2 separate regions of the Homo sapiens genome follow, and region 1 is linked to region 2. A link is a loop called in an ENCODE intact Hi-C map of the cell type or tissue named here. Cell type or tissue: Caco-2. All regions are shown on one strand. Links, peaks and the distances in the headings refer to the core of each region. The heading gives the core; the rest is flanking DNA.

The links. Peaks named below come from ENCODE experiments on the same cell type or tissue, not always from the same donor. Only the 100,000 strongest peaks of a DNase experiment are listed, where the experiment ranks them.
Region 1: a loop joins it to region 2, with 11 times the contacts of the local background. A loop is called at or near these places in 4 of 110 quality-filtered maps.

What each region holds. Positions count from the first base shown.
Region 1 is chr11:101,423,247-101,433,746 of GRCh38, reverse strand. No RefSeq gene overlaps it. Among named protein-coding and RNA genes, the nearest start is that of MIR3920, 91 kb to the left of the region's middle. In Caco-2, for the core only: a CTCF peak has its summit at 4,660 (motif pointing left); a DNase peak (open chromatin) is centred at 3,854.
Region 2 is chr11:102,002,379-102,012,878 of GRCh38, reverse strand. No RefSeq gene overlaps it. Among named protein-coding and RNA genes, the nearest start is that of CFAP300, 40 kb to the left of the region's middle. RefSeq lists enhancers at 757-1,956, 2,242-2,868. In Caco-2, for the core only: CTCF peaks have their summits at 4,672 and 4,876 (motif pointing right); a DNase peak (open chromatin) is centred at 5,138.

The DNA.
Region 1 (10,500 bases), core at 3,309-5,808, 580 kb after region 2:
AATAAGGGAATGTCCCCTGAATCCTAGATCCCTAGGATTTGCTGTATTAGCCAAGCACTTAAATCTTTTCAATTTGACTTAGGCTGTATTTCCTGCTTGGGTTTGTCAGGTGATCTACATGGAAAGGAGTCCCTAACTCCAGAGAGTAATTGACAAAAATGTTCATTCTAAAGCAATTCAGGTTATGTTTAGACCATAGCACCGAATGTATATGTATCCTGGAGTCTTCTCAAATTTGGATTTTGATGTGCGATAGATTTGAATATAAACTACAATTTTGGAGGCCTTCGAACAGAAGTACAGTCAGGACCCATGGCTTATGGTGTGTCACATAAACAGGAACAGTTTGTTTAGCAAAAGCTTGGAAGTTTTAGTGTTTTCAAAACAGATATTCAGGGACATAATCCAATATCCTCTATTGCCAAATGAATTCCAACTGTGACCTGTTTTTCTCAGCCATGATGAGCTTTGTGTTTTTGATGGAACCCAATTGAATCCGGGAAGAAAAGGAACTAAAATAATTAACTGCACATCTCAGAGTCTGGGTCTGGCAGTGTTTAAAGTTGAAGGCAGGGACTAGCATTAAACACCTTTATGTTGCCATAGAAGCATCCAGGACGTTAAAATCAAATCATTTGCAGTCTCAATGGCTCTTGCTGCAGGAAGCTCCTTGGAGGGGCAACAGGGATCAGTCTTATTTCAGCAGAGACTCCTTATCAGGGGAAGGCACCCCACACCCTTCTCACATGCAGCCCTGAATTTTGTGCATGCCAGTCCCTGAGGCATCAGCTGTGAAGTTACTGCAAAAATAAGAATGGACTCTATGAATTTTGTGGTAAATAATTTTGGAAGTTATTACATACTTTATCTCCCTCTTGAAGATTCACCACACTCTTGATCACCTTAAAGACCCTGAGAAGTCTTAAAGTCAAAATGTTTTATGTGTTCCTATACATATGTATTTTTAAACACAGACTTCTCTAAATTTATTTGACTGAAGCCATTTTTGCAGGACAATTATTAACATCTCAAGGAATCGATGTTCTATGACACACGTTTTGGGAAAGACATATCAAAGTAACGCGCACTTCACACAGCAAATGAACGTTTGCAAGTAGGTGCACAAACTACTCACAGGTGAGGAGGGATGCAGAAGAATATTTGTAAAAATTCACAATATAGGAGCCTCAGGGAAGGCAGCCAATATCAACCAGGTGAGTCTTGTTCAAAAGTGAGGGTGTGTTTGGTGAAGGTGAAAGTGAAAGTGGCGAAGTAAAAGTAATTTCACTCAAATGGAAGGAAATTGGCACAAGGTGGGCTCTCACTTCCAGGTATTTCTATCAAACCCCAAGGCAGCTCTTCCTGTCAAATTACAAAATCTCTGGGCTGGGTGGAGCCTGAAACCTAATCAGAACCACACAAGGATTCATCTGGGATGGGTCCTATGTGGGAATAGATCTTATGGCTCCCTAATGGGTAACAGATAACATTATTAAGTATGAAAGTAAAGGGAGGGATTGAGACACATTGCGCACAGACAGACCACACAGGACTGTGATCAGCAAGCTTCCTTTTGTTTCCATAATTATCAGCTTAAAACTGACTTGGAATGAGAACTCTGAGGATAGAATCAGAGCCCTCTGGCCTCAGAAGTCTAAATTGGAGCTCATGCTCTTCAATCTCTGCTGTATGAGTGTTGTAATTTATATTCTCCTGTGAAGGGGAGTAGCCTTGGGAAATAGAATTCTAAGTCTGAGGGTGTAAGGATAGCTTGGGGACAAACAACTCATTGCTTGTTTACTGGAGATTTTGGGGGAAAAATCCAGGGAAAATAATTTCTCAAGAAAAACAAGTTTTTATGGAGTTTCTACCTCTTTCTGGCTTTTCCCCTCATAGACTAATACCAGAATGTTCCCCTATGTTAATTTGGATTCCTCTTAAAAGCAGACACCAAGATGAGATGTTACATACAAGAGATTTATTGGGGGAAATACCCCAATAGGATAAAGAAGAGGGAAATTCAGGCTGGGCACGGTGGCTCACGCCTGTAATCCCAGCACTTTGGGAGGCCAAGGCAGGCGGATCACGAGGTCAGGAGATCGAGACCATCCTGGCTAACACGGTGAAACACCATCTCTACTAAAAATACAAAAAAATTAGCTGGGCATGGTGGTGGGCACCTGTAGTCCCAGCTACTCGGGAGGCTGAGGCAGGAGAATGGCGTGAACCCGGGAGGCGGAGCTTGCAGTGAGCCGAGATTGTGCCACTGCACTCCAGCCTGGGCGACAGAGCGAGACTCCGTCTCAAAAAAACCAAACAAACCAAAAAAAAAAAAAAAAAAAAGAAGAGGGAAATTCAAAGAGTGGGCGGAGTCAGACAGCTGTGAAAGAGGGGAAAAGAAGGATGACTCAGTGGAAGGCAATTCAACCTGCAGCAAACTGCAGTGTGTTTCTAAGAAAGTGTCAGCCAGGCCAACGGCAAACACATCAGCTGAGGGTGCCTGTTGAAATACTCCAGGCAAAATTGCATTTCTCACAGGAAGGAGCCTGCAATTTACCTCCACAATGCTCCAGGCTTCTAATAGCCACCCTAGAGGTGAGTTTACCCTATCCCCAGGGGTCCTCACAAGAATGTTAAATTCCGTGTCGAGAAAGTTCCCCCAAGTCAATGAATTTTTGCTTGTCCACTCTTACATTCCAGTACCCTCCATCAAATATCACTAAAATTCCAATACAAGTATAAGCTAGCTAAAATTCATAGTTTCTCTAGTATATAATTTCTTCCTTCCCTTATCTGGCCCAGCACATCTTCAGCTGGAATCATAGTTATCAGTGTGGAATGCAGGAGAGGAAGTAGAGGCAGCTCTTGAGTGGGATTCTTCTTGATTCACTGCTTTATCTTCTACCAAGAGGGTAGCGTAGTTCTTACTAGGGAAGGGTTGTTAACTGCTGAAAGCTCTGAGAATGGTCAGCATGGGGAGGAGTGTGCAGAGTCAATATCCTCAGGAAATCCATCCAGTTGCCCCCATCTCATTTTTTAGGGTCCCAAGTTTTCTCAGCCATTTTCAATCTTTCTCAGCATTTAAACATCTTTGGGGCTTCCAAAGGAGAAATTAAGGGGGATTAAGTAATAAGAGTTCCAAGCTGCAGCACAGTTCTAACAAGGTTTTAGCCATATGGAAATTCTCAAGTAAAGTCACCAAAACAAGAGTCCTGTGTTTTACAGGAATAGGCCTGCATCTGTGAGGCCAGTATCCCCACTATGCTCATTTGTTAGCTGGAAGGAATTCATGGGAGGCATGCTTTTGGCACAAACAAATGAGCAGGGAAGAGCTAGAAGAAGAGCAGCTGAGGCTACCAATCAGTTATGCTCCCCGAAGCAAGAGATCTGATTGGCACATTTTTATGGCCATCCCATCCTTCCAGGTACTGTGTTGCTGCCCTGAAGACCTGTCTGACATTGAAATGACATTCTGGGAAAGTCTGTCTACAGCTTGAAGAGGCCAATTCTATATACAGCAAACTATCCCTCTGGCTGATTCCTGCTGATACTCTCCAAATGAAAGATGGGTGAGAGCCAAGAGGCAGAAGGAGAATGTAGATTAAAGTGGAGAAAAAAGAAGAAAACAAAAACTGAAGCGTGGAGCAGTGCCTCTTTTATGTCAAAATAAAACTCAAAAATGAAGTAGCAGCCAGAAGATGAAAAAGAATAACAACCACTACACAATTCAAGAAATATGAGGGGAAGAAAGGTTGCTTCTCTGCAAGACTGTGTGCTGAGCTCAAAGAGAAAAAGAAACCCTGAGACTGCTCTTGCCCTCATTCTTCCCTAGCAATAGCTGCTGATTTGTTGACTCTGCCATGTGACCTTTGCAACCACTTAGCTGCCTTTTGTTAACATGTCAAACACTGAAGTTTCTTCTTTAATCACCACCAGCAGATGATTCAGTGAAAATTTAAAATGGATTCACTGATGGCATCAAAATGGCAGAGTAGGAGCAATCTGGCTTCACTCTCCCTCATAGAAAAGCAAAAACAACTATCTAGTGCCAAGATTATCACCCGGAATATTCCAAAACTTAAAACTGAGGCTGCGACAATCCCTAGAGCCTCAGAGAAGTGAAAAACCAGGAGCAGAAGGTAGGGGAAATGAATTTCTTTAACCTTGATGCCCCTCCAGCAAGCTGCCAGGCACCACATGGAAAACTGCCCCTAGACTTCTTTCTACACTGAAAAAGTGTAGCCTCTACAATGGAAAAACTGAGATCAAGGCAGACAGCTGGCTTCTCCACCATCCTGGGTTCCTTAGAAGGAAAAACATTCCTGCCTTAACCCAAGGGAATCATTGCAAGTGCCTGTAGGGTAAAAACTCCTTAGGTCAGCCAGAGACAAAAAGTGGAGGTGAGGCTAGCAGCAGTCAGCATGCAAAATCTGGTGGCTGCTCTTCATTTCTACCTAGGGAGGCATAAATCAGAAAGGCTCTTCAGCAGGATCATGCTATAGGAGGCATTATCCATGACTGCTTTGGGCACAAACCTTCGCCAGCCTTCCCAGACAGCCATGTATCCACTTTGGATCCCACCCCCAGGCCCATCCAAAAATAGGCACTATGCAAAACTCAGAACCTGTGAAAGAGCTAGAGCAAAGATTAGCTTAGGGCACCATCTAGTGCTGAGAAGGAGTCAGCAATCTTGAGATAAGGCACCTTAACAGTCTGCCTAGGACCTTTAGACATATATACTCTAGAAAGATCAACACAAAGCAAGACAGACAGAGAAGCCTGGAATAAATACCTAATACTTCAGTGCAAAGACATAAAAATACATCCAAAATAAGCAAGAGCAAACAGGAAACTGTGGCCTCAAAAATTAACAAAATAAGAAACCAATGACTGACCCTAATAGGATGGCAATGTGTAACCTCTCAGATCAAGAATTTAAAATAGTAGTTTTGGGGAAACCCAGTGAATTTCAGAATAACACAGAAAAGCAATTCAGATATTTATCAGATAACTTTAACAAAGATATTGAAAAAAAAACTTAAAAATCAAACAGAAAGCCTAAAGCTGAAAAATGTGATTAATGAACTCAAAAATACAATAGAAGGTCTCAACAACACAATTGATCAAGCAGAAGGAAGAATCAGCAAGCTCAAAGATAAACTAATTGAAAATAGAGGAGAAAAAATTAAAAAGAATGAAAAGAAACAAAGCTTACAGGTCCTAAGGGACAACATCAAAAGAGCAAATATAAGGGTCACTGAAGTTCAAGAGAGACTTGAAAATGACAAAGAGGTAGAAACTTATTCAAGTAAATACTAACAGAAAATGTTCCAAACACGGAGAAAGATATAAATATCCAAGTATAGGAAGGTTCAATATCACCAAATAGATACAATATAAATATGACTATCCCAAGACATATTGTAACTAAACTCTCAAAGGTCAGTGACAAAGACAGGATTCCGAAAGCAGCATGAGAAAAGAAGCAAATGACTTATAAATGTCACCCAAAGTTCACTCTGGCAGTAAACTTCTGAGTAGAAACCTTACAAGCCAAGAGAGGGTAGGATGATATATTCTGAGTGCGGAAGGAAAAAAAAAAATTGCCACCCATGAATACTATACCTGGCAAAATTATCCTTCAGAAATGAAGGATAGATAAAGACTTTCTCAGACAAACAAAAGCATAGGGAATTCATCACTGCCAGACCTGTCTTGCAAGAAATGCTAAAGGGAGTTATTCAAACTGAAAGAAGAGGTGTAACAAGAAAACATCTGAAAGTTTAAAACTCACTGGTAAAATTAAGCATACAGACAAATTCAGAATACAATAATATGGTAATTGTGGTATATAAACCACTTATATCCTTAATATGAAGAATAAAAGACAAAATATTTAAAAATAATTGTAACTACAAATGTTTGTTAAGTGATAGGCAATATAAAAATATGCAAATTGTGACATCAAAAATTCAAAATTTTGGAGGGGCAGAAATAAATTTAAAGCGTTGAGTTTTATTTTGATTATTTCTTTTTTGACAGGACTAAAGTTAAGTTGCTATCAGGTTAAAAATAACTGGTTATAACTATAAGATGTCTTTTGTAAGCCTCTTGGTAACCACAAAGCACAAACCTATAATGGATACACTAAAAATAAAAAGCAAGGAATCAAAACACATTGCTGAAGAAAATCACCTAACCACAAAAGAAAACAGCAAGAGAGGAAAAAAAGAAGAAATAATCTACAAAATGACTAGAATGTGAGTAACAAAATGACTAGAATGTGAGTAACAAAATAGCAGTAGTAAGTCCTTACCTATCAATAATTATCTGGAATGTAATGGATTGAATTCTCCAATTAAAAGACAGAGTCACTGAATGGATTTTTGAAAAATCAGGAAAACAGAAAAACAAGACCTGATGATATGTCGTATACAGGAGACTCATTTCATTGTTAAACACAAATACACACTGAAAGTAAAGGAATATTAAAAAAAAATCCATGCAAGCAGAAACCAAAAGCAACCAGGACAGCCATACTTACATATAAATTAGACTTTATATCAAAAATGGCAAAAAGAGGTCAAGAAGGTCATTATACAATGACAAAGAGATCAATACAACAAGAAGATATAATAGTTTTAAATATTTATGCACTCAACACTAGAGTATCCAAATATATAAGGCAAATATTATTAGATCTAAGGTGAGAGACAGGTTGTAATATAATAATAGTAGGAAACTACAACACCCCACTTTCAACAGTAGATAGATCATTTAGACAAAAAATCAACAAATAAACATCAGTCTTCTGGCCAGGCACAATGGCTCATGCCTGTAATCCCACCAGCATTACCCTGATTCCAAAGCCAAACCATAACACAACAACAACAACAAAGTACAAACCAATATCCCTGATGAACATAGATGCAAACATTCTTAACAAGATGCTTGCCAGTGGAATCTATCCCAAGTATACAAGAATGATCCCACATAAGCAAATCAATAAACGTGATACACTACATTAACAAAAAGAGAGGAAAAAAACTCACATGATCATTTCAATAGATGCAGAAAAAGCATTTGACAAAATTCAACATTCCTTCATGACAAGGATGCTCAACAAATTAGATATAGAAAGTATGTGCCTCGATAGAATAAAGGCCATATGTGATAAACTCACAGCTAACACATTAAACAGGGAAAAGCTAAAAGTTTACCTCTAAGATCAGGAGCAAGACAGGGTGCCCACTTTCACCACTCTGTTCAATATAGTACTGGAAGTCCTAACCAGAGCAATGAGGGAAGAAAAAGAAATAAAGGGAATCCAAATTGAAAAGGAGGATGTTAACTTGTCCCTGTCTTTAGATGACATTATCTTATATATAGAAAACCCTAAAACTCCACCAGAAAAAACAATAACAACAACAACAACTGTTAGAACTATTAAATGAATTTACTGAAGTTACAGGATACAAAATCTACATGTAAAAATCAGTAGCATTTTTATTTGTGAATAGCAGACTATCTGAAAAAAAATTTTCATTTACAGTAACTACAAAATTAAAGGTAACTAGGAATAAACTAAATCAAGGAATTGAAATAACACCACATGGAAAACTATAAAACACTGATAAAAGTAATTGAAGAAAGCACAAATAAGTAAAAAGACATCCTGTGTTCATGAATTGGAAGAATTAATATTGTTAAAATGGCCATATTACCAAATGGTATCTACAGATTTAATGCAATACCTACAAAAATTCCAATGACATTGTTCACAAAAATAAAAAGAAATCTAAAATTCATATGGAACTACAAAAGACCTAAAACAGCCAAAACAATCAACAGCAAAATGAGCAAAGCTAAAGGAATCACACTATGTGATTTCAACATATACTACAAAGCTACAGTTAACAAAAGAGCGTGGTACTTGTAAAAAAAAAAAAAAAAGACACACTGATCAATGAAACAAAATGGAGAGCCCAGAAATAAATTATTGCACCTATAGCCAACAGACTTTTGACAAAGGTGCCAAGAACACACATTGGGGAAATGATAGTATCTTCAATAAATGGTGCTGGAAACATTAAATACCCATATGGAGAAGAATGAGACTACATCTCTACTTCTTACCATATACAAAAATCAACTCAAAATGGATTAAATACTTAAATGAAATTACGAGAAGCAAACATAGGGGAAACATTTTATGGAATTGGGCTGGGGAAGCATTTTTAAAATAAGACCTCAAGAAAATTAGAAAAATGAGATTACATCAAACTAAAAAGCTTTTGCATAGCAAAAGAAACAATCTACAGAATGAAGAGACAATTGCCAGAATTGGAGAGATATTTGCAAGCTATGCATACATCTGATAAGGGGTTAATAACCAGAATATATAAGAAAGTTAACAACAACAACAAAACTAACAAAACAAAATAACCCCCCCCCACAAATAACTTGATTAAAACATGAGCAATATTTTAATAGACATTTCTCAAAGGAAGACATTCAAATGGCCAAAACGTACATGAAAAAATGCTTAGCATCACCAACCATTCATAAATTTGAAATGCAAATTAAAAGCACAATGACAGACCATCTCCCTCCAGTTAGAATGCCTATTATCAAAAAGTCAAATGAAAACAAGCATTGGAAAAGGTGACTAGAAAAGGAAGTACTTAACACACTGTTGGTGGATTGTAAATTACTATAGCCACTATAGAAAACAGTATGGAGATTCTTTTAAAAATTAAAAATCAAACTGCCTAATAATCCAGCAATCCCATTACTGGGTACATATCCAAATGAAATGAAATCAATATGATGAAGAGATATTTGTACTCTCATGTTTATTTCACCCTTTTTATAAATGCCAAGACATGGAATCAAGCCAAGCGTCCAATAACAGATGAATGAATTTAAAAATGTGTCATATATACATAATTAAATAATATTCAACAATAAAAAAGAATGAAATTCTGTGACAATGTGGATGGATCTGGAGGACATCATGTTAAGTAAAATAAGTCAGACACAGAAAGAAAAATACTGCCTGATTTCACTCTTTTTGAAATCCTTTTTTTTTTTTTTTTTTTAAAGGCAGTTGATATTATAGAAGCAGAGACTAAAACAGTGTTTACCAGAGACTGAAGATAAGGAGAGTTTGGTCAATGGGTACAAAGTTACAATTAGATAGCAGACATAAATTCTGGTGTTCCATTGCACAGGAGGGTGACAATGGTTAACAATAAGGTATTTTATATTACAAAATAGCTAGAGGCTTTTGAACATTCTCACCATAAAAATAATAAACGTATGAGGTGTTGGATATGCTAAACACCTTGATTTGACCATTATACAACATATATATGTATTGAAACATCAAATTGTACTCCATAAATATATATACATTATGAAGTATAATTTAAAAATATAAAAGGAAAATTTAATGTTGATTTTTTAAATGCAATACTCTTGGCTATCAAGATGGCTGACAAGAAGCACCAAGAACTCACCTCTTCCACAAAAAAATGACTAAAATAACATAATAGATAATCACATATCAAATAGAGCAACTGAAGAAGAACACTGGAATTTAGCGAGGAAATGGCAAAGACACTATGAAGCACAGAAATTCACAGTGGAAGCATGGAGAGGGAAGTGAAGCAGTTGGCCAGGATTAGCTCAGAGCTAGGAGGGACTCCATGTTGTGAGGAAAATGTAAACAAGAAATCCCAAGAAGTCTACATTCCCACCACAGAGGCCCACAATCCTGACTACAAAAGAGCTCTGCAGCCCTTACAGGTCCTGAGCATTGTGCAAAGAGCTTCCTGGAGTCCACACATCTGCATTGTTTCGGAGAGGAAATAAAAAATTGGTCCCCAAACCCCCTTGGAACCAGGCCGCTGCAGTATGGTGTTATTTTGAGGTTGGAGCCACCGCCACACTACATCTTGCCCTAAGGCCAATAGCCCATCCCCCCACATCCATAGAGGGCTGCAGCACTGTGACATCACCTGGACCCAGTGGTCTATGTTCCCAGTCACATCCCCAAAATAGAGCTCATGCAGTACTCTCCACCCTGAAGAACAGGTGGTCAAGTATATCAGAGAGTCTACACCCAGGAAACAGAGAAGCAAAGCAAGTATTCCCTAGAACCTGAGTGCCACCAGCCTGGGGTTTGCACACTAACAGCAACCCCTTCCCCTCCAGTGGATCCACCATCTGTGCCTGGCCAAGGTCTGCTGCCACCACCAGCACCATGAGTATTGTTTGGAGCCTGAAGACCAGCTCACTTGGGGCCAACTGCTGTCATCACTGATGCCCGTGTACTCTACCTAGGGGCCCAAGGAACAGCCTACCCAGGATCCCCCACTGTCACTGCTTGTAAACCCTCCCCTTCCAGTGATGGGTTTATCAATATCCCCTTGTAAAACTGCCCCATGACCTCCACAAACAACTGCAGCCTAGGCCACTGAGAAACTCAGACACGAC
Region 2 (10,500 bases), core at 3,590-6,089:
AAATAGTGGCAGTCGAGCCACTACCTTGAGCCAGGGACAATCTGTGACCCACTCTCCACTCAGCATGGGGTTTTCCTTGCCATTCAGTGATTCCATCCCCAATCTCCACCTTTTAGCCTGCTTTCTTGGACTGTTCCTGGTACCAACTATGTCAGTTAAGTTCCTCTGAAAAGCAGATCTCAAGATGGAATTAGAGGTGTATGAGATTTATTGGGAAGAAACACCTGTGAAGGATAAAGGTTATGATGTTATGATGTGTGTCTGACACATGTGAAAAGAGCATGGGAAGGAAGAAGTAGCTCTGAAAAAGGAAGTCTTGCCCAGGCCTATTGAGGCACCCATATGTAAAGACTATCCACCAGAGAAGTCCCTCACTGGTTAAGAATTGTCTGTTTCTGGGACACCCACAATTTTCCACAGTCTTCCACAATGTTCAGTCACTGGGAACAGTCTGCGGGGAGAAAGGCATTGATGTGAACACCATGGTGGATGCAGGAGGTACAGCAGGTAGGGGCTGTCAGCCAACAGTCTCTTTTGCGCAGGTTATCTCTTGAAAGGAAATCTGAGCGGTGCGTGTTCATAACTACCATAGCTATTGTAGCTTGATACAACGCCTGCTTTGCTGTAAATCAGGTTTATTTGCAAGAGTTTTTATTTATTTTTATATGTATTTTGATTTTTAATATGTACTTTATTGATTTTTATATGTATCTTGTGCCAGTACCACATTATCTTAATTATAAGAGCTTTTGCTGGGTGCCATGGCTCACGCCTGTAATCCCAACACTTTGGGAGGCTGAGGTTGATGGATCACTTGAGGCCAGAAGTTTGAGACCAGCCTGGCCAACATGGCAAAATGCTGTTTCCACTAAAAATACAAAAATTAGCCTGGCGTGGTGGTGCATGCCTATAATCCCAGCTACTTGGGTGGCTGAGGCAGGAAAATCACTCGAACCCGGGAGGTGGAGGTTGCAGTGAGCTGAGATAGTGCCACTGCACTCCAGCGTGGGTGACAGAGCAAGATTCTGTGTCAAAAAAAGGAGAGAAAAACAAAAAGTCTTGTTATTTGATAGGGCAAGTACCTCCACGTTAGTCTTCGGACACAGGTGTATCTGGGCTATTCTTGTTCTTTCCTCTTTCACATAAATTTTTAGATCATCTTGTCAAATTCCACAAACAGGCCTTGAGTGTTTTAGTTGGAATTGCATTGAATGTTTAATATCAATGGGAGGAACTGACATGATATTGAGTTTTCAAATCCAAGGATATGGTATATACATCCATTTATTTAAATCTTTTAAAATGTCTTTCAATATTTTAATCTTTTTTCCAGAAAAGGCTTGCATATCTTTTTAAAGATTCAGAGTTGGCATTTTAAATTTGGTTATTTTTGTAAATGGTATCTTTTAAAAAGTTACAAATTTTTTTTTTTGGTCGTTTCTTGCTGGTGTGCAGTCGTGCCTTTCAAAACGGACCTACCTTGAGGCAAAGGGGCCAGGACTTCATGCCCCACATCAACCAGGCATTGGATAAGGGCGGCCCTCAGGGACTGGGTGTGGCCCCGTGTGAGGAGTCTCTTGGCCTGCGGGAAATGCCTGGAGAGTGACTCAGCTGAGAGCTGTCAGCCGCCGACATTCCTGTCAGCTGGGGAAAGACTCCTCAGGTCCTGACGGGACTATCTCAGCAGCAAGCCCTCAGCAACCACTAAATGCCTTCTAATGGGTTAAAGAAATTCTCGTTTATTCATAGTTTTAAAGTTAAATGTTCCTGCTTTGGCAAAAGAAGGAGAGTGGTCCAGCTGTCTTGCATGACATTTGGATCTGGGGTTTAACTGTTTGTCTAACAGACTTCCAACTAATCATTACTGTTTCAGTCTTACCTTTACCCCCAGTTTGCAGAACTACCGGATGACTTTCAAACCTGGGCCTTTCTGGTTTTGCAGGAAAGACTGGCTTGCTTTAGGCTTCCCCTACTGCCAGCATAGGTTTTAGCTTTCTTTGATTATCTAAATCAGTTACCACTTCATCACCTGCTTTCTAACCTTCCAAGTTTTGGCGCTGTCTTCCCTTGTTTTCTCTTTGTCTTGTACTCCCTCCTTTTATTTTATTATTACTTACAACAATTGAGACATCTAGGGTATCTCTTTCTCTGTTTTTTTGAGACAGAGTCTCACTCTGTCGCCCAGGCTGTCGTGCAGTGGCGCGATCTCGGCTCACTGCAACCTCTGCCTTCCGGGTCCAACCGAATCTCCTGCCTCAGCCTCCCGAGTAGCTGGGATTACAGGTGCCTGACACCACGCCTGGATAATTTTTTTGTATTTTCAGTAGAGACGGGGTTTCACTAGGTTGGCCAGGCTGGTCTCAAACTCCTGACTTCAGGTGATCCGTCTGCCTCAGCCTCCCAAAGTGCTGAGATTACAGGCATGACCCACCGTGCCTGGCTGCTATCTGTCCTTTTTAATCCTTGTGATTTAAGTAGGGCTTCAGGAAAGAGCAGAGGTATAATAATGCTTCCAATTGCTCTCTTGCCTGAAAGCCCTGTTTGATTTGGAGATTTATGAAGTATGGGCAAAGCAGGCTGAGTTTGACACATGCTGTTTCTAATGCCTGAAATTACATCCTCTTCCATCCTTGCTTGTCTAACCCATCCTTCAGCCCTCACTTTGGTAGTCACATTTTCCAGAAAGCCTGCCTTCACAGCCCAAGTCCTGGATTAGATGGCCCTTCTAGGCAATCTCATTATAATCTGTGTTCACTCACACTTTGCTGTAATTGCCTGTTTGCCGGTCTTTAAGATCTCATAGGCTAAATGTTTTGATTAGTGGGATTGTATTTGATCTCTATTGGAGTCCCTGGTCCCAAGCATAGAGATGATTTAAGAGGTACTCAGTAAAGTTGTATTGAGTGAATACGTATTACATAGCTTTGAATTGATTTCTGATCAATGCAGTAACTTACAAAGTTCTCACTTTCTGCAAATATTTTTTTCATTCTTTCTTTGCTGGGCTGGAGAAACCAAAAAGGCAAAATACTAGTTTTATTTCCGTGGACATTGGAAGCTTTAACTAATGTCATTTAAAAAGTACTTGGATTTCATCTTTAATATGAAGAGTTAGATGGAGTGGCTGATGTATAAATTTCTTTCTTTAAAATTATTTGAAATTCTTGGAAAGTTTTCTACTTAATCTTTAAAAAAAGGCATTGTAAAAAATCTCTGGAAGAAAGGCATTATGACAACGACTGCATATACAATAAAATATGAGGATAAAATATTAAAAATGGAAAAGAGATTTTTAATGAGTTTTAGGTGTTCATAAATATTGTTTAGGTCATAATCCATTTTAGGAAATATAAGCAACATTGATAACTTTGGCAACCTTTTAATATAAATTAATTTAAAATTGCATATCATATTTACCATTCTGTAGAGCAATACTCTTAGTGCTTTCATACTTTGCAGTCAAAAGTGCCACTGTGCCTGGCCTGGATGGCAGGAAGATTGCTTGAGCCCAGGAGTTTGAGACTAGCCTGGGCAACATGGCAAGACCCCATCTCTTTAAAAAAATTAAAAAAAAAAAGGGCCATCCAATGGAACAAAACTCAGACTGATGTAACCTTTCCAAGATAAAGTTCTTGGAGAGTTTGTTTTGACTGATACTTATATACAGGAGATAACACAAAATTATACCTACTCATCTTCTGATTCTGAAGGTCCAGGCCTCCTTTTACGAATATTTGTAGATAAGGAATACCCTGGAAGATGCTTTTGTGACAAGCAAACTCATCCTCCAGTATAGAAAATCTGTTACAGGGTCTGTAATTCAGCTACACAGGACATCTGGAAAGGCAGACTTTGAGGGGCATTCTTTCTCTTTCATGTGTACACTTTTATCAAAGGAGACAATTTCATTTGCTTTTAATTTTTTTGGACTTCTCTGAAGTTACACATGCACAATGTAGATAGTGTGAAAAATATAAAAAAAAAGTATTAAGAAAAAATGAAAATCACCTGGAATCTGATTGCAGAGAAACCACTCCTGATATTTGATTGCATTAATTTCCTGGCTTTTCTTTCTTGATGTGTTTATTTCCTCCCATGGTTGAGACACTCTAAGTATAGCTCCAGGTCCCTCTCTTTCCACTTAGCAACGAATCATTGTTATTTCTTTAATTCATTAAATATTCTTTGAAAATATAATTTTAATGGCTGTGTAATAGTCATCATATAAATGTACCATAATTTAACAGTTTCCCTGTTTATCACCTTATAGAATGTTTTCTTATTTTTCCTATTATAGCAATAAGCTATATTTCATAACTTTATTGTAAGTCTTGTTATGACTGAGGAAATTCAGTCTGCAACTCTGAAGAATGAAAGTAAACACAGATTTGTAGTAGAGACTTTTTTGAGGTAATACATGTGAAATGTATGTAAGTTACTAATAGAAAAGATAATATATTTGGTAGGTATGATTAGTATTAGTGTATGGGGAATTTTATTTGTATTATTTATATTATCTGTATTGTTAAACTTAAGCAGCCTACTATTTCAGAAAACGTTAAATCATATCTACTTTCAGAATAAATTAAATCATAAACCATAGTCTATATGACATAGTTAATATATTAAACCAAGTGTTCTCAGAGAACACTCGTTGTCAAACTGGATGGCAAGCTATTAGTGGGTGAAGATATATTATTCCTTGTAACCAACATTTTTTTAAAATAAAATACAATAGAATATAAAAATATCAAAGGGCATGCCTTAGTTAAGTTTTCTTACTGGAAAGAGTGAAAGCTACTGGCATTGACTGATAGAAAAGTTTATTGTTTTATAACCACTAGAGGGCAGTCATTACATTAGTTTTAAAAAAGGCCAACTAACAGCTTAATACAAGTTGACCTAGTTTTACAACTGATTATGATAGACATAAAATTACATTTAAAAAGATTGTCGGGCTGTTAATGTACTGTTATTTGAGGACCTATTACATGGCACACATTGAGTTAGGGAGACATTGATGAATAAGACATGTTCTAGAATGCAGTGAGAAGGTAAGTGTGATATTACAAGGCAGTTATGCATGTCATTTGGGCTTATGTTTGCCTTTCCAGCCTCATATCCTGCCACTCCCCAACTTGCAACCTGAACTGCAATCATGCTGAGCTACTTGTAGTCACCTTGAACATACTGTTCTGTCTTCCTGGAATATTTTTTGTGTCCCTCTCTGCCTGGTGAACCGCAACTTATACTTTAAGCCCCAATATCCTGACTTTCCCAGACAGAAAAAAATATGTGCTTTCTCCACTTGACTCCTTTAGGGTCAAGTTCAGCCCTATTACAGTTGATTACTTATGTCTCATTCCCCCAGGAAACTGAACTACTGGAGGGCAGGGAATATATCATTCATTTTTTTTTTTTTTTTTTTTCTGTAGCTGGGGTATAGTGCCTGGCACATAGACAGTGCTTAACATAAATATTTAGTCAATAAGCAAATAGAAGTGCTATAAAGAGATACTGTAATGAATTTCTTTCTTACATAATCTCTCTATTGATCTTCTACCCTCTCATTTTGTATATGCCACTAACGTAGCAGCTATTCAACCGCCAAAGCAAACCAAAGACAGACTGACTTATTGATGGTGAGGGAGGGTTAGGCTTTATTGAATATGAAAGGCAAAGGGAATTTTGGAGGATAATTTAGGTTTCCCTAGTTATTTTCCCCATGATGACTTGCAAGATTATATTTACTTTAGGAATACAATAGCTAAGACTAAATAACCTTTATTTTTCCATCCCTTCCTTACTTTCGCAATATTTACTTGGCCAAGTAGGTAAAGTGGTTTTGTTTGCCATTTGGCTAGCAGCTAATGATGCTGACACCTTTGGTATTAAGAAGACAGGGTGCCAGCCGGGTGCGGTGGCTCACACCTGTAATCCCAGCACTTAGGGAGGCCAAGGCAGACAGATCACCTGAGGACAGGAGTTCGAGACCGGCCTGGCCAACATGGTGAAACCCCATCTCTACTAAAAATATAAAATTAGCCAGGTGTGGTGGTGAATGCCTGTAATCCTAGCTACTATGGAGGCTGAGGCAGGAGAATTGCTTGAAACCGGCAGGTGGAGGTTGCAGTGAGCCAAGATCGCAGCATTGCACTCCAGCCTGGGAGACAAGAGTGAAATGCTGTCTCAAAAAAATAAAAAAAAAAGACAGAGTTCCTAGTACATTCCACTGGTAGGCTATAAAAGCTTAAAAGATTTAAAGTTTCAGTATGTTCTAAGTGCTCATGTGGCGAATTAAACAATTCTCCACCCAATTGGTATATGCATTTGTTTATAAAAGGTTTCGTTATATGTTCACCTTAGTCATGTTTGTAAAAAGTTGAAAAAATATTTTTAGCTAATTCTAAATCTTGTAAATAAGCCTATACTCATAATCATCTGGAAAATTCTTCTCTGAAAAGAAACCTTGGCTGGGCGCAGTGGCTCATGCCTGTAATCCTAGCTCTTTGGGAGGCCGAGGTGGGTGGATCACTTGAGGTGAGGAGTTTGAGACCAGCCTGGCCAACGTAGTGAAACCCCGTCTCTACTAAAAATACAAAAATTAGCCAGACATGGTGATGGGTGCCTGTAATTCCAGCTACTCGGAAGGCTGAGGCAGGAGAATCACTTGAACTTGGGCGGTGGAGGTTGCAGTGAGCCGAGAAGGTGCCCCTGCACTCCAGCCTGGATGACAGAGCGAGACTCTGTCTCCAAAAAAAAAGCTGGTTGTACATGGTAGAGGTTAAGTCAGTTCTAAAGACAGATAGACTTTGGTTTGATTCCTGGATATATCTTTCCCCACCTTTGCAACTTTGGGCACATTACTTAACCTTGCAACACCTCAATTCTCTTATTTGAATATGGACATAATAATAATGCTTCATGGGGTTCCTAGGAGGATTAGATGAAATCCTGCATATAAAGAGCTTTGCACAAGACTTGGCATATTAAAAGCTTTCAACAAACATTAGCTGTTGTTATAGGAAAAGGTCTTTATTGCAAGATAAAATCTTTTTTTTCTTGGCATGTAGACATTTTTCCATTTCAAATAATCAGCTCTTAATGGTTTTTTTTCTTCTACTGTGGCAATAAAAAGGAGTATTTTTGTCATTTTGATAAGACATATACCATAAGCAAATGAGTGCTTGTGACTGTAAAAACCTTGGTGGTGAAGCCTCCCCTGTGGGATGCTGCAGCCCAGGGACAACTGTATGGACCTCAAAAAGTCTCCCACACTGTTTCCCCATTGATAGGGTTTGGCTCTGTGTCCCCACCCACATCTCATGTTGAATTGTAATCCCCAGTGCTGGAGGTGGGGCCTAGGGGGAGGTGATTGGATCACGGAGGCAGTTTCTCATGGTTTAACACCACCCTCCATTGGCGCTGTCTTCACGATAGTGAGTTGTCATGACATCTGGTTGTTTAAAAGTGTGTGGCACCTTTGTCCTCTCTCTCCTGCTCCTGCTCCTACCACGAAAGATGTGCCTGCTTCCCCTTTGCCTTCTGCCATGATTGAAAGTTCCCTGAGGCCTCCCCAGAAGCTGAGCAGATGGGAGCATCATGCTTCCTGTGCAGCCTGTGGAAACACGAGCCAGTTAAACCTTTTTTCTTTATAAATTACCCAGTTTCAGGTATTTCCTTATAGCAGTGCAAGAACAAACGAATCCACCCATCTAGCCACAGAGTTCGTAATCTTTACAGCCACTGCAGAGGCAATAGGAAATATTGCTGCAGTATCAAGCACCTTGAGGATCTTTTACTACTTTGATGAGATGGAAATTTCTCTTCTTCAGTATCATTGATATTGGGCTTGGAATGTGGCTTTGAAACAGACTGTCTAAATTATTAACTTCTGTGGGCAAGAACATTGCTCTGTATGATCCATATCAAGTGACATATATATATATATATATATATATATATATATATATATATATATATGTAAGTGCTTAATACATTAAAAACTATTCAATGTATGTTTTAATGTTTTCTATAATTACAGTGATAATTGTTCCAAACTCCAAATTGGGACATTTAGTATAACAAAAGATTTTAAACATTTTGAGAATTTAAAACATTTTAACTTGTTATTTTGAAATAACTTTAGATTTACAGAAGAGTTGCCATAATGACACAAAGGGTTTCTGTGTACCTATTACCCAGCTTTTTCTAATGTTAACATCCTACATAACCAGGTACAGTTATCAAGACTAAGAAATGAATATTTGTATATAACACTATTAACAAATGACAGACTTTATTAGAATTCTACCATTCTTTTTAAAATGAATATCCTTATTCTGTTTCAGGGTCCAATCAAAGATGTTATGAAACATTTTGTGGTCATGTTCTTTTGTCTCCTCAGACCTGTGACAATCTCTGTCTTTCCTTCTCTTTCATAACCTTGACATGTTTGGAAAGTCCCTCAGTTTGAGTTTGTGTGATGTTTTTCTCTTGATTAAATTGAGGTTATGAAGTTCTGGGAAGAACACAGCAGAGGTGATATAATCTTCTCAGTGCATCATATCACATTATATCAGGAGGTACAACATGATATTGACATGTCTTTTTATTAGTAATTTTAACCTTGATCATTTGGTTCAGGTGATATCAGCTAGGTTTCTGTACTGTAAAATTACTTTTTTCCCCTCTTTGCAATTAATACATATTTTATGGGAGATACTTTGAGGCTCCCTAAATACCCTGTTTCTTCTTACAGTTTTTAACAAATGTTGGCAGTCATTTGTGGATCTTGCTTGCAACAATTAATTGTGGTTTTCTAATGGTGATCTTTATATTTCTCTAATTTCTTCTACATTTATTAATTGGAGTTCTACTGTGAAGAAGAGTCATTCCTTCTTCCTCATCTATTTATGCACTCATTTATTCATATCAGTATAGGCAGGTGTAATTTGTTCAAATTGTTTACACTTACCTTCTCAAATTGTAACAGCTTTGACATGGGGAGCTCTGTCAGGTTGGCTCCTGTGTCTTTTTGGAATGTCCCCATTTTATTTATTTATTTATTTACTTATGTATTTTGAGACGGAGCTTTGCTCTTGTTGCCCAGGCCAGGGCAACCTGGCTCCTGTGTCTTTTTGGAATGTCCTCATTTTATTTATTTATTTATTTATTTATTTATTTATTTATTTATTTAGAGACAGAGCTTTGCTCTTGTTGCCTAGGCCGGAGTACAATGGCACCATCTCAGCTCACCGCAACCTCCGCCTCCTGGGTTCAAGCGATTCTCCTGCCTCAGCCTCCCGAGTAGCTGGGATAATAGACTCCTGCCACCACGTCTGGCTAAGTTTTTCTATTTTTAGTAGAGATGGGGTTTCTCCATGTTGGTCAGGCTGGTCTCAAACTCCCGACCTCAGGTGATCTGCCCGCCTCGGCCTCCCAAAGTGTTGGGATTACAGGCGTGAGCCACCTGCACCCAGCCCACTTTTATTTATATTTAATTTAGTATAACCTTACTCTGTATCTTGTATTTTGCCTGCCCTAGCCCTGGATTCAATCACTTCTCTAAAAGCCCTGGATCCTTTTATTAGAGAATGGTATTTAGAAACCAAGATCTGGGTGTGAAGTCTTTTGTGTGTCAGATACTGTCAGCAAAGACATATATATATATATATATATATATATATATACACACACATATATGTACTAACCTATGTAGACACACATATCTATATTTCTGTATCCATGTATCTGTATCTATATTTTTAAAATTATGAATTTACACTCATATGTTGTTTTTAAAATTTTAAAAATTATTTGTTTAGAGACAGGGTCTCACTTTGTTGCCCAGGTTGGAGTGCTGTGGTGCAGTCATGGCTCACTGCAGCCTTGAACTTCTGGGCTCAAGTGATCCTCCTGCCTCAGTCTCCCAAGTAGCTAGGACTACAGGTACATGCCACCATGCCTGGCTATTTTATTTCAATTTTTATAGAGACTGGATCTTGCTATGTTGCACAAGTTTGTTTCAAATTTTGGCCTCAAGCAATCCTCCTCCCTCGGCCTCCCAAAATGTTGGGGTTATAGGCGTGAACCATCGTGCCTGGCCTTGGTACCTTATTTTTGAGAGCCCCCAGCTAAATTGGGGTTCCAATATCAGAGTAGCTAGCAACCCTACCCCAACAGGATATGAAGGGGAGATGGATGTGGGTGTTTACAGTGTGCCTTTCATGGGATACTTCTTTTACCTGGAGGATGGCCTAAGTCCTAGTTGCCTGACCTGACTGGGGGTCCCTCACATGGGAAACTTGTTTATACTGGCAGATGCCCTTGTGGCTCTTGTCTGATCCATGTCCAGTTTATGCCTGCCTGACCATCACTTTGGCACTGGGAGTTCAACCTTGTGCTCTCCCTGGTGTCCCCTGGTTCTTCAGATGGAAAGCACAAATTCAGTACATCACCACAATAGGAAATAAGTTCAAAGATTTTCACTTACAGATC